2 separate regions of the Homo sapiens genome follow, and region 1 is linked to region 2. Evidence: read pairs that join two places in POLR2A ChIA-PET (ENCODE). Cell type or tissue: PC-3. All regions are shown on one strand.

Region 1 (5,000 bases), 210 kb before region 2:
TTCTCAACCCTGGCTGCACCTGAGAACCACCAAGGACGACTGACATCAAAAGATGCGCTGGCCCCACCTCAGCCTAAATAACTCAGAGTCCCCTGGGGGTGTTGCCAAGCATCAGGGTCTTGGGAATGCTCCCTTGGGCCTCTCTGTGCTGTCAGGGCTGAGAACCAGTGGTCCAGGGGACATCTCCTTTCCCACGCCCCCATCCTTGCTAGTTCATGAACTAGCAACTTCTGCTCCCTTTGAAGCATCGAGAAGAATTCCTCCTGCCTCCGCCATCTTGCCCTGTGCTCTGCCTAAGGGGAGCTCACTTGCCCGCTGAGATGGCAAATGTCTGAATTCCACTAGTCATGTTTCCCCAGAACTACTCAGCTGGGAAAGTCAGGAGCCAGTTTGGGCCTCAGGCCCCAGCCACGTTCTCCTACAGCTGATGTTTTCAATCCCATCTGCCTCTGACACCTCTTTCTCCATGAATTTGGTTCTCAAGAGTCCAGAGACGCACAGATACCACGCAGCAGACCCCAATGGGTAGAGGCTATGGGGACAGGAGAAGAGGTTTTGCCCCTCAGCTTTGATACATCTAAGACACAAATGCAGGGATAGGTCAAGGAGACACTTCCCTCACCAGAGAGACTGGGCGTGCAAAGCCACAGGAAGGAACCATTCGGTGGGGGCTCTGGGGAAATCCATCATGAGACCTGACCCCCTGGGTACCCTGTTTCTGTTCAGCTTCCATCCCTTCAGTGACCCAGCTACAATACCTTATTCCTGCATGCAAGAAGGATCCCCACGCCCTCCCCAGGCTGGGACAAGCCTCATCACCGTCAACCCAGGGCTGGCCTGGGAGTCCCACCTTGCCTGCAGCTGTCCAGGATAATCTGTTAACAGACCCCATCCAGCAAAGGTGAAGAGCTGCCCACCAGAAGGAGCAGCCATTGAGGACGTTGGGCAGAGGTCAGGATGGGCCCTTGCCTAAGAGGAGAGCCTGAAAAGATGGGGCTCTTTGAGCTGCTAATGATTTCCTTCCAGGCTGTATTAGTTTCCCAGGGAACAGTCACCACAAACTTGGCAGTTTAAAACAATCAAAAGGTATTCTCTCATAGTTCTGGAGACCAGAACTCCAAACTCAAGGTGTTGGCAGGGCTGGTTCCTTCTGGAAGTTCTGACGGAGAAGCTGTGTCAGGCCTCGCTCCCAGTTTCTGGTGGCTGCTGGCCATTCTTGGAGTTCCTTGGCTTGAGGCTGCATGACTCTACGCTCTCCCTTTCTGTCACATTACCTTCTCCTGTCTCTGTGTCCCCTCTTATGAAATAAGTTCTCTCTGCGTCTGGAGCCCACACTCCAATCCAGGATGATCTCACCTCAGGACTCTGAACTTAATCACATCTGCAAAGAGCCTTTTTCCAAATACGGTCACCTCCACAGGTTCCAGGGATTGGCACGTGGACATATCTTTTGGGGGCCACACTTCAACTCACTACAAGGGGTCTGCATGCTAATGAGCTGCTCGTGCATGGAGTGAAAACGAGGGGCTGTGTCAGCCAGGTTTCCCTGGACTTCTGGAAATCCAGCTAACACCTCCACTGAAATGTGTAAACCAGATAAAGACCATGATTGACGCTCCACGGGTCACAAAAATGGGCACTTGTTTCTCTGGATGGGCTCTGGTGGCCTCATGCATGACGAGAGAAGCACGCTGGAAATCCTGTGGTCCCCCTTTGATACATGGAAAGGCAGTAGTGAGAGGGCATAGCTGGGACCACGCAAAGCGCAAACTGTGTGGGCACAGCCAGGAAGCCTGTGCCTCCATAACCACAACACCTTTCACATAACAGTGCCCAGGCTCGTCATGTCTCTTCTGGCAAGGATTCTGCAACAGGAAACACACGGGTATTTCGGAGCAGGGGCTCCAATGGCTGCTTCACCCTGAAGAGGGACTCAGAATTCCACACACAAGAGCATCCTAGCATCACCTCTTAGAGACAAAGCAACCCCTCAAAGCCCCCTATAGCCACGTGGGAATCAGCCTCCCTCTGTGTGGCCCCTCCACAGAACCATAGAGACTGGAGGCCCCAGAAAATCCCTGACTTGTGGCCTGAGGCTCCGTGACACCATGTGGAGTAAATGTTCCTTCTCATGTGACCAGGGGCATTCCTGAATTGTGACTTGTCTGATTCCTAAGCAAGATACAGCAGCACCCGCCAGGTGAACACTGGGTGACAGCTGTAAACCAGCTAAACAGCCGTAGTGTCTAGAAATGACACTCACTTGCTTTTGATATACTGATAAAGAATGGGGAAATAACTACCCTTCAGTGTCCCAAAAGGGTACTCATTGTTGGGACTGGATGTCACCGCCAGGATCCCAACTTTTGCCCAGGGGCAATTAGAAAGGGGGAAATACTCTGTACCCCGTTGGGTCTGCAAACACACAGCTGCCCAGGGAACCCCTCCATCAACCTCCCCACTGCTGAGCTACGGCAGTGCTGGGACATACAAACAACCAGACAACCAGAGACTCTCCCCATCAGGCAAGGGGCGGGAGTAGTGTGGACAACACATGGCCACTACCAGACTCAGGCCTTGATAGCAAATAAAAAATCTTTCCGATCAAAAGAATGAAAGTGGGATCTAACCTAGAGGGCAAAGCATCCCTAATTTTGGCAGGACCATGGTTAGAGATGAAAATATAGGATGCCCAATTAAAATTTGAATTTCAGATAAATAACCAACATTTTAAAAATGTAAGCAGACCTCGAGTATTGCACAGGATATACTTATGCTAAAAATAAAATTCCTGGTTGTTTGAAATTCGAATTTAACTGAGCAGCCTGTATTTTTACTTGGTAATCCTACGCAGGACCCCAGGGTGTGTGAAAAGGAGCACAGCTCACCTGATGGCTTCTGCAATCCGAGTGCTCTCCTTTCGCCGGTCGCTGGACAACCGGCCAATTAGGTAGGAATAATCCAGGCCGCTGCAGAACACGCTCCCCACTGCGCTGAGGAGCAGCAGTTTGCTGTCGTCTGTGGCTGCGTTGCAGAGCGCTCGCCGGACTTCTTTCATGATCTGCCGGCAGAGATGAATTTGCAGGGATGTTAAGTGTCTATCCTGTAAGCCTGGGGCTTTCAGACTGCAAGACAGCCAGAGGCCTGACCCCCTGAGGGTAGAGGCCAGGGAATCTGCTTCTGCCTGTGCAGGGAGCCTCCCCTGAGTACAAGCAAGAGTCCAGAGCAAGGAGAAAAACACTTATCATAGCCAAAGCCCTCCAGCACCATCCCCGGAGAAGGCAGAAGAGTGCTAATAAGGAGGCAGTGTGGTCACTGGCTGCAGATCTGGAAGCCTGGCCTGGAGTCACTCAATCCTTGGTAAATCTCTGCAAATCTTGTTCTGGCATTTGCTTATTTAGCCCTTTACAAGATGTGGAAAAAATCCATGCACAGCCCAAGTGAGGGATGTAAGCCATCTCTAGATGACTCAATTTAATTATTATACATCCTTGCTCATCTTTCCTCCAGCTCATACCCCGCACGGCCTGCAGGTGCCACATGGCAAGTGGGCTTTGGCATCAGATCCAGACCTGGGTTCAGTGTCCCACTGGAGTTCCAAGCCCCTGGTCCAAATTCTGGCTCTGCACCTTACTAGCCATGGGACCTGAGCCATGCTGGTTATTCATCCTCAATGTCCCCATCTATAAGTGGGTGGACCCACTCTCAAGGCCTCCAGTGAAGAATAAATGAAAGGAAAGGTTATGCTATGGCCACCTGCAGGTTCACATTCCTGGGAGGTAGTGATGAATTCTGGATAAAAGGCATTTTGTTCCTCCTCTTCATGCCAGTAAAGGTGCCATCTGACATGGAAGAACTGTGCTGGCCACCCTGCCATCATGGGACAAGTTCCCCTAATCTCCTGCTTGGGTCTCCTGCATGTATGCCCTAGGATTTTTAGGTCTCTATGACCTTGTCTTAGGCAGGTGGAGGGCAGGACAGAATTTGGGAGATAGACACAGGTGCCCTCGGTAAGTGGTAAGACCAACAAGTGCTACCTTAGCAGTGAACATGTACTGCAGGCCAGGTACCCTGCTACATGGGTTCCAGCCTCCCCAACACCAGTGAGTGGTCACTATTCTTACTTCCAGACCAGGAAACAGATGCCTAGAGGGGTCGTAACACTAGTCCAAGGCCACACAGTTGGTAAGTGTTAGAGGTGGATTTGAGCCCTGGCCTGGCTCACACAATGCCTAGTCTATGCACTTTGACACTGCAAATTCCCACTATCTGGCCATGGCCTTCCATTTATGGAGAAGGAGAGGACTCAGCCCCAGAGCACGCAGCCAGCCCAGGGGTGGACAGGCAGGGGTGGGGCAGCTAGGAGAGCCCAGAGCTCCCATTTACCACCCTGCAGCCTTCTTTGAACGTCTTCCCTGGGCCAAGCCTATATTCACCTAATCACCTTTGCACATGCCAATCTCCCCACCCCTTGTGGGGTTGCCCAGGCTCCTTGATTCTGAAGGTCCTTTTATGACCCACCCTATTCTCCTCCCCCTATTCTCCCTTGCCCAGCACCCCCATTTGTTTTCTTCATTTATCATACATTTACCTGTCTTACCTACTACTTGTTTGTTTCCTGCCTTTTATTTGTCCACACTTGCTCAACTGTTATTTTAATAAAGACAGGAATTGCATCTCTCTTATTCTCCAGTGTATACTCAGAGCCTAGCACAGTGCCTGGGGTATGGTGGACACTCAGTATCTGCTTGTTTAGTCACACAGAAACTCCCTCATAGCCCTTTTCCTCAACTTCAGAGGAAATTAGGCAGGCTGCTTGCTCACCCACCTAGAAGCTTTTACAAGGCCAACTCAAAAGGCACCTGTGAAAACCATTTAAAAGACTGTAAAGAGTTTGCCACCAAAAAGTTTGCACCCCATGAAAGCTAACTGTGTTTGCGCTCTTCAAAGGCATGCAGCCCGGCTATTCAGCTCCTCATCACATGAGCAACTATTTTTGG
Region 2 (5,000 bases):
TAGAAACCTGATATGTGGTACTTGATATTGGCACCGCAGATCAAGTAGGGGAAATGATTGATATTCAGTAATGGTGCTGAAACAGTTGTTTTTCCATGTGAAGAAATGTTGATAAATAAAACTCTACATATGCTATCTAGGTTTGCATAAATACTGTACACTGATAATTGCACATTGATGAAATCATCTAATGACACATTTCTCAGAACATATCCCTGTTGTTAAGCGCTTCATGACTGTATATATATCTAATGTGTATTTTAGTTGTGTGTGCGTATTTTTATACATATATAATTTTTGATATTTAACATCTGTAGGAATAACTAGTCTTTGGCATTAATAATTTTTCGTTTTGTTCATATGCATTTTTGACAACTTCAGTATCATATTATTTATGTACTATGGCAATAATAAAATTTTAAGAGAGTATTCTAAAAGGCTGTGTTGTTTATCCCTACTAGGATCACAGATCCTGGAAAACATAGTGAAAGCTATTGGTTGGCTGGCCATGAAAGTGCACACGTGCAACTACACTGAATTTCATATAAATTTCCAGGAACTCCTCATTCCTCCCAAATATGATCCATGGACATCTAGATGAAGGACGCTTGGCACAGAAGCAGTACACACTTGATGTTTGTCTACTCTGGATGTCATTAACCTTGGGTCCACTAAGTCCTAGTATCTATAATAAACAAAACCTGGGATTATTTAACTTAGTGTTTTAGTAAGCTGACAAAACACATTCTGGGAATGAATGAACGACTCCAAGGTCAGTAATGAGAATGCATCCTTTATTCTCCATTATTAGCAACATCTCTGACCTTGTCTCCTGCAGGCACACTCCGGCCCACGTGCTTCTCCTGGCTCCCAAACCACTGCACTGACCTGCCTTTATGAACACTGTGTTCATAAAGTTGATGTTCACTGAAACTTCCTTAATTCCCTGAGTGTGCTGCCCCTTGTAGTTGCCACCTATGAGATAGGTAGGTACTATCATTATTTCCATTTTACAGATGAGGGAAGTGGGGGTTAGACAGGGTAACAAATTTTCCCAACATCACACAGCTAGCAGTATATACTGGAAAATACATACAGTGTTTCGGAGCTGATGGCCTGTCCTTCCACAGGAATGATGCAGTCCTTATCCAGGAAAGCCAAGAGAAAGGAAGAGATGCATTCTGCCCTGGTCTTCTCTGTCTTCTTCCCACTTTTGAGGCTCCATTTGTCCCATGCTGGGATCTCTGCTTCTTTATCCAGAGATTTGCAGATTTTATGTAACACTGAATTGTCTCCAAATACTTCAAGCTCACTTTAAAAACATCTTTATGGAGACTTCGCTTCCTTTCTGCAAATTTCTAGTTGCCTGTTTTACATGTCAGGAATGGCTGAGTGATGCTCTGGCTCTCTCACCTGAATTTTGTCTTGCATCTCTGTTCACTTTGCCTGTTTCATTGTCTTGCCATCTCATTCTTTCTAATGGAGAAGTAAAGGAGGGACTCTGTTCCTCCCCGTACCAGGAGGGTATTGATGTTTGAGGTCCAAACTGAAAACCCATCACCTCCTTCCCACTGCTATAGCAGCGTTAGCCCTGGGGTTCATTATCTAGCCAGTTCACACCTTCTAAAGTGGGGCTCTGAAAATGTCTTACTTCCCTCACAGACAAAGCAATTCTCAAGCCTCCTGAGATCACCCACCAACCAGAGCAACTGCTGTCACTTGGAGGTGCAGCTGAATTCTTCTAATTGTGACACAAACTCTTGAAACTGTAAATGCTGAAAGATTAAATGAGGTTATAACACTCAGAAGGTTTTACAAGTAAAAGTAAGTCAAATCAATAGGTCTTTATTTCATATCTGTAATGGTTTAGCTCTGCGGGAAGTGTTAGCAGCTATATGAATTAGGAAGAATTTAGAAGACAATCCCTAAACACATGAAATGTCCAAGTAAGAAGATAACATATTTATCCAAATATTTAAAGTGAAATGCTCCAGATATGGGAAGCTTACAGTTTTCAAGCAAAGCTTTTTAGAAAAAATTATGGAACTATTTTAAAGAGAGCTAAACATTTCTTTGCCTTAGGCAGAATATACAGAACACAGATTCACCTTTTCTGTACATCTCTAGATGATCACGAATGTCAAATATCACACTACACTGTGATATGGGGATTCCCCTTGGGGGTTTTCATGTGTATAGGGTGCCTGCAGCTACACTAAACATCTTAAAGCTACCACAATGTTCACTTCATATTTTTGCTTTTTATAGGCTTTCTTGGTCTCCTCCTATGTTCCCATCATTTTCTTGCTTTGAATCTGTAAGAATCGAGTTGAATCTTCTCCATTTTAAATTTTCCATAGGCTGAGAAACTGTTTAGCCAAGTTTGGATAAAATTGTATCCAAAGTAAGAGTATACAAGCTATGGGCAAGTCCAAAATCAAGCTGTTCACAGGACCATGTTCTCTCTAAAGGTTCTAGGAGAGAATCCCTCATTTCCTTCCAGCTTCTGGGTGGCTGCTGGCATTCCTGGGCCGGTGGCTGCATCCCTCCAATCTCTGCCTCCATCTTCACATGACCTTCTTCCTTGTGTTTCTATGGGTTCTTTCCTGTTTTTTATGAAGACATTTTCATTGGATTTAGATCCCATCCTAATCCAGTATGATCTCATCTTCAGTTTTACCTAACTTATATCCGCAAAGGCACTATTTCCAGATGAAATTACGTGCTGAAGTTCTAGATGGATATAACCTTGGGGGCCATGAAGAACTCTTCCACTTACTGCAGAGATCCATCACCCTAAATAGTTAAGAACAAGAGAAATGTAGAATAAAATCTCAAGCTCCCAGGATGACGTTCCGGGGTCTTCCTATTCCACCCTCAACCCTTATTTTTGACCTCCTGTCCTGCAGCCACACTCCGGCCCACACGCTGTTCCTGGCTCCCAAACCGCTGCACTGGGCTGCCTCAACACTGTCTTTATAAAGTTGTCATTCACTGAAACTTCCTTCATTCCTTGAGTGTGCTGCCCCACGTAGTTGCCACATATGAGACAGGTACCATCATTACTTCCATTTTACACATGAGGGAGGTGAGGGTTACAGAACATAAAGAATTTCCCAATATCACACAGCTAGCAATAAGTGGAACTTGAGTTCAAAAACAGATTTGGCTGGGTTCAGAGCTTGTGCTCTTGACTATGAAGAATAACCTTAGCATGTTCCTATAACAGAAAAGACAGTGGAGTTCCCGAAGCAAGACAAAAAGTGGTAGGAGACAGAAAGCTAAGAAGACCAGCACCTGATTAGGTGGGGCCTCATATGCATGGAAAGGTGAAAAGGAATTCTGAGTGTGGTGGGAATCCACCAAGGACAATGAGGATGATGAGAGCTTAGAAAGGGCTATTACATTTGCTTGTTGTAAAGAGAAGTTTCACTTAGTCATTCATTCATTCAATTATTCACTTATTACATGAATATTTCTTGAGAACCTAGTGTGTGCAGGGTACAGTTGTACATGGGAAGGATACGATGGTGAGCATATCGGATGCAATCCTGGTCATTCTTGAGCTTATATTCTAGTAGAGGGAGAAAGATAATAAGCAAGTGATACAGTTTGGGTATTTGTCCTTGCAAATCTCACGTTGAAATCTGATCCTCAGTATTGGAGGTGAGGCCTAGTGGAGGTTTTTGGACCATGGGGGCAGATCATGCATGAATGTCTTGGTGCCATACCTATGAGTGAGTTCTTACTCTATTAGTTCAGGCAAGATCTGGGTACTAAGAAAAAGCCTAGCACCTCCTCCTCTCTGTTCTTTCCTGTCGCCATGTGATGCAGCTCTCCTTCGCCTTCCGCCATAACTGGAAGCTCCCTGAGGCCCTCACCAGAAGCAAATGCTGGCCATGCTTCACGTACAGCCTGCAGAACCATGAGCCAAATAAACTTCTTTTCTTTATAAATTACCCAACCTCAGGTGTTCCTTTATAGCAACACAACGGACTAAGACACTAAGTAAGCCATTAAACAAGCCAATACAGGTAGTGATATGCACCTTTTTTTTTTTTTTTTTTTTTGAGACGGAGTCTCACTCTGTCACCAGACTGGAGTGCAGTGGCATGATCTCTGCTCACTGCAACCTCTGCCTCCCGGCTCCAAGCGATTCTCATGCCTCAGCCTCCCGAGTAGCTGGGATTACAGGCACGCATCACCGTACCCAGGTAATTTTTTTGTATTTTTAGTAGAGACAGGGTTTTACCATGTTGGCCAGGATGGTCTTTATCTCCTAACCTCGTGATACACCCCCTCAGCCTCCCAAAGTGCTGGGATTATAGGCATGAGCCACCGCACCCAGATGATATGCACTATTTTAAGAAAAAAAAAACCTACTATAGAATGGCAGGGAAGAGGGGGAGCAAAACTCCAAACTGTCCAAAGAAGAAACATTTGAACTAAGATGGAGGCAATGAAGAGGAACCAGCTGAGTGATGGTCTAGGGGCAAGATCTAGGGGAAAGTCAAGAGAAAGAGACTGAAGAGAAAGGGTTAGGGCTGATTTAGTGAGCAAAGATCCAGGAGGGGGAGAAGTTTACAGTACCCTGAGAACAGCAATAATGCACAAACATTACTATTCCAACAGCTGCATTGAAACACCCTTGGTAGGATTGGGAAAAAGATGGATTATTGCCATTTGGACACTCCAGGACTGTCCATTAATACTCCTGACTAATGGAAGATGATAAAGATTGGGCAAGAAAAATGACTGCAGCAAACGCCTTGGCATCTTCAACTTGTCACCTTTAGCAAGAGGCCTCTTCAACAGTTCTTGGACTGTGTTTGGCAGCCAGGCACTCTCAGAACGGCAAGGAGACACAGCTAACATGATCTTTGCAATGCAACAAAACAAGCGATCTTGAGGCGACAGAGTCCAAAAGATGACAGAAAATTCATCCAACTCCTGAAGCATGTGATGCCACCAGAAAGCCTTGGCAACAGCCCTTGCAACCC

The links. ChIA-PET counts read pairs that join two places held together with the same protein. Peaks named below come from ENCODE experiments on the same cell type or tissue, not always from the same donor. Only the 100,000 strongest peaks of a DNase experiment are listed, where the experiment ranks them.
Region 1: POLR2A ChIA-PET joins it to region 2 with 5 read pairs; 2 of 35 experiments call an interaction of 5 or more read pairs at or near these places.

What each region holds. Positions count from the first base shown.
Region 1 is chr16:80,617,875-80,622,874 of GRCh38, forward strand. It overlaps CDYL2 (chromodomain Y like 2), which reads right to left. Exons shown (of 7, transcript NM_152342.4): 4 at 2,889-3,061. Among named protein-coding and RNA genes, the nearest start is that of LINC01227, 48 kb to the left of the region's middle. In PC-3, no CTCF peak of the experiment used is centred here; a DNase peak (open chromatin) is centred at 2,157; H3K27ac peaks cover 1,158 bases.
Region 2 is chr16:80,827,962-80,832,961 of GRCh38, forward strand. ARLNC1 (androgen receptor regulated long noncoding RNA 1) reads right to left here. Exons shown (of 3, transcript NR_131948.1): 3 at 774-2,796. Among named protein-coding and RNA genes, the nearest start is that of CDYL2, 26 kb to the left of the region's middle. In PC-3, no CTCF peak of the experiment used is centred here; no DNase peak of the experiment used is centred here.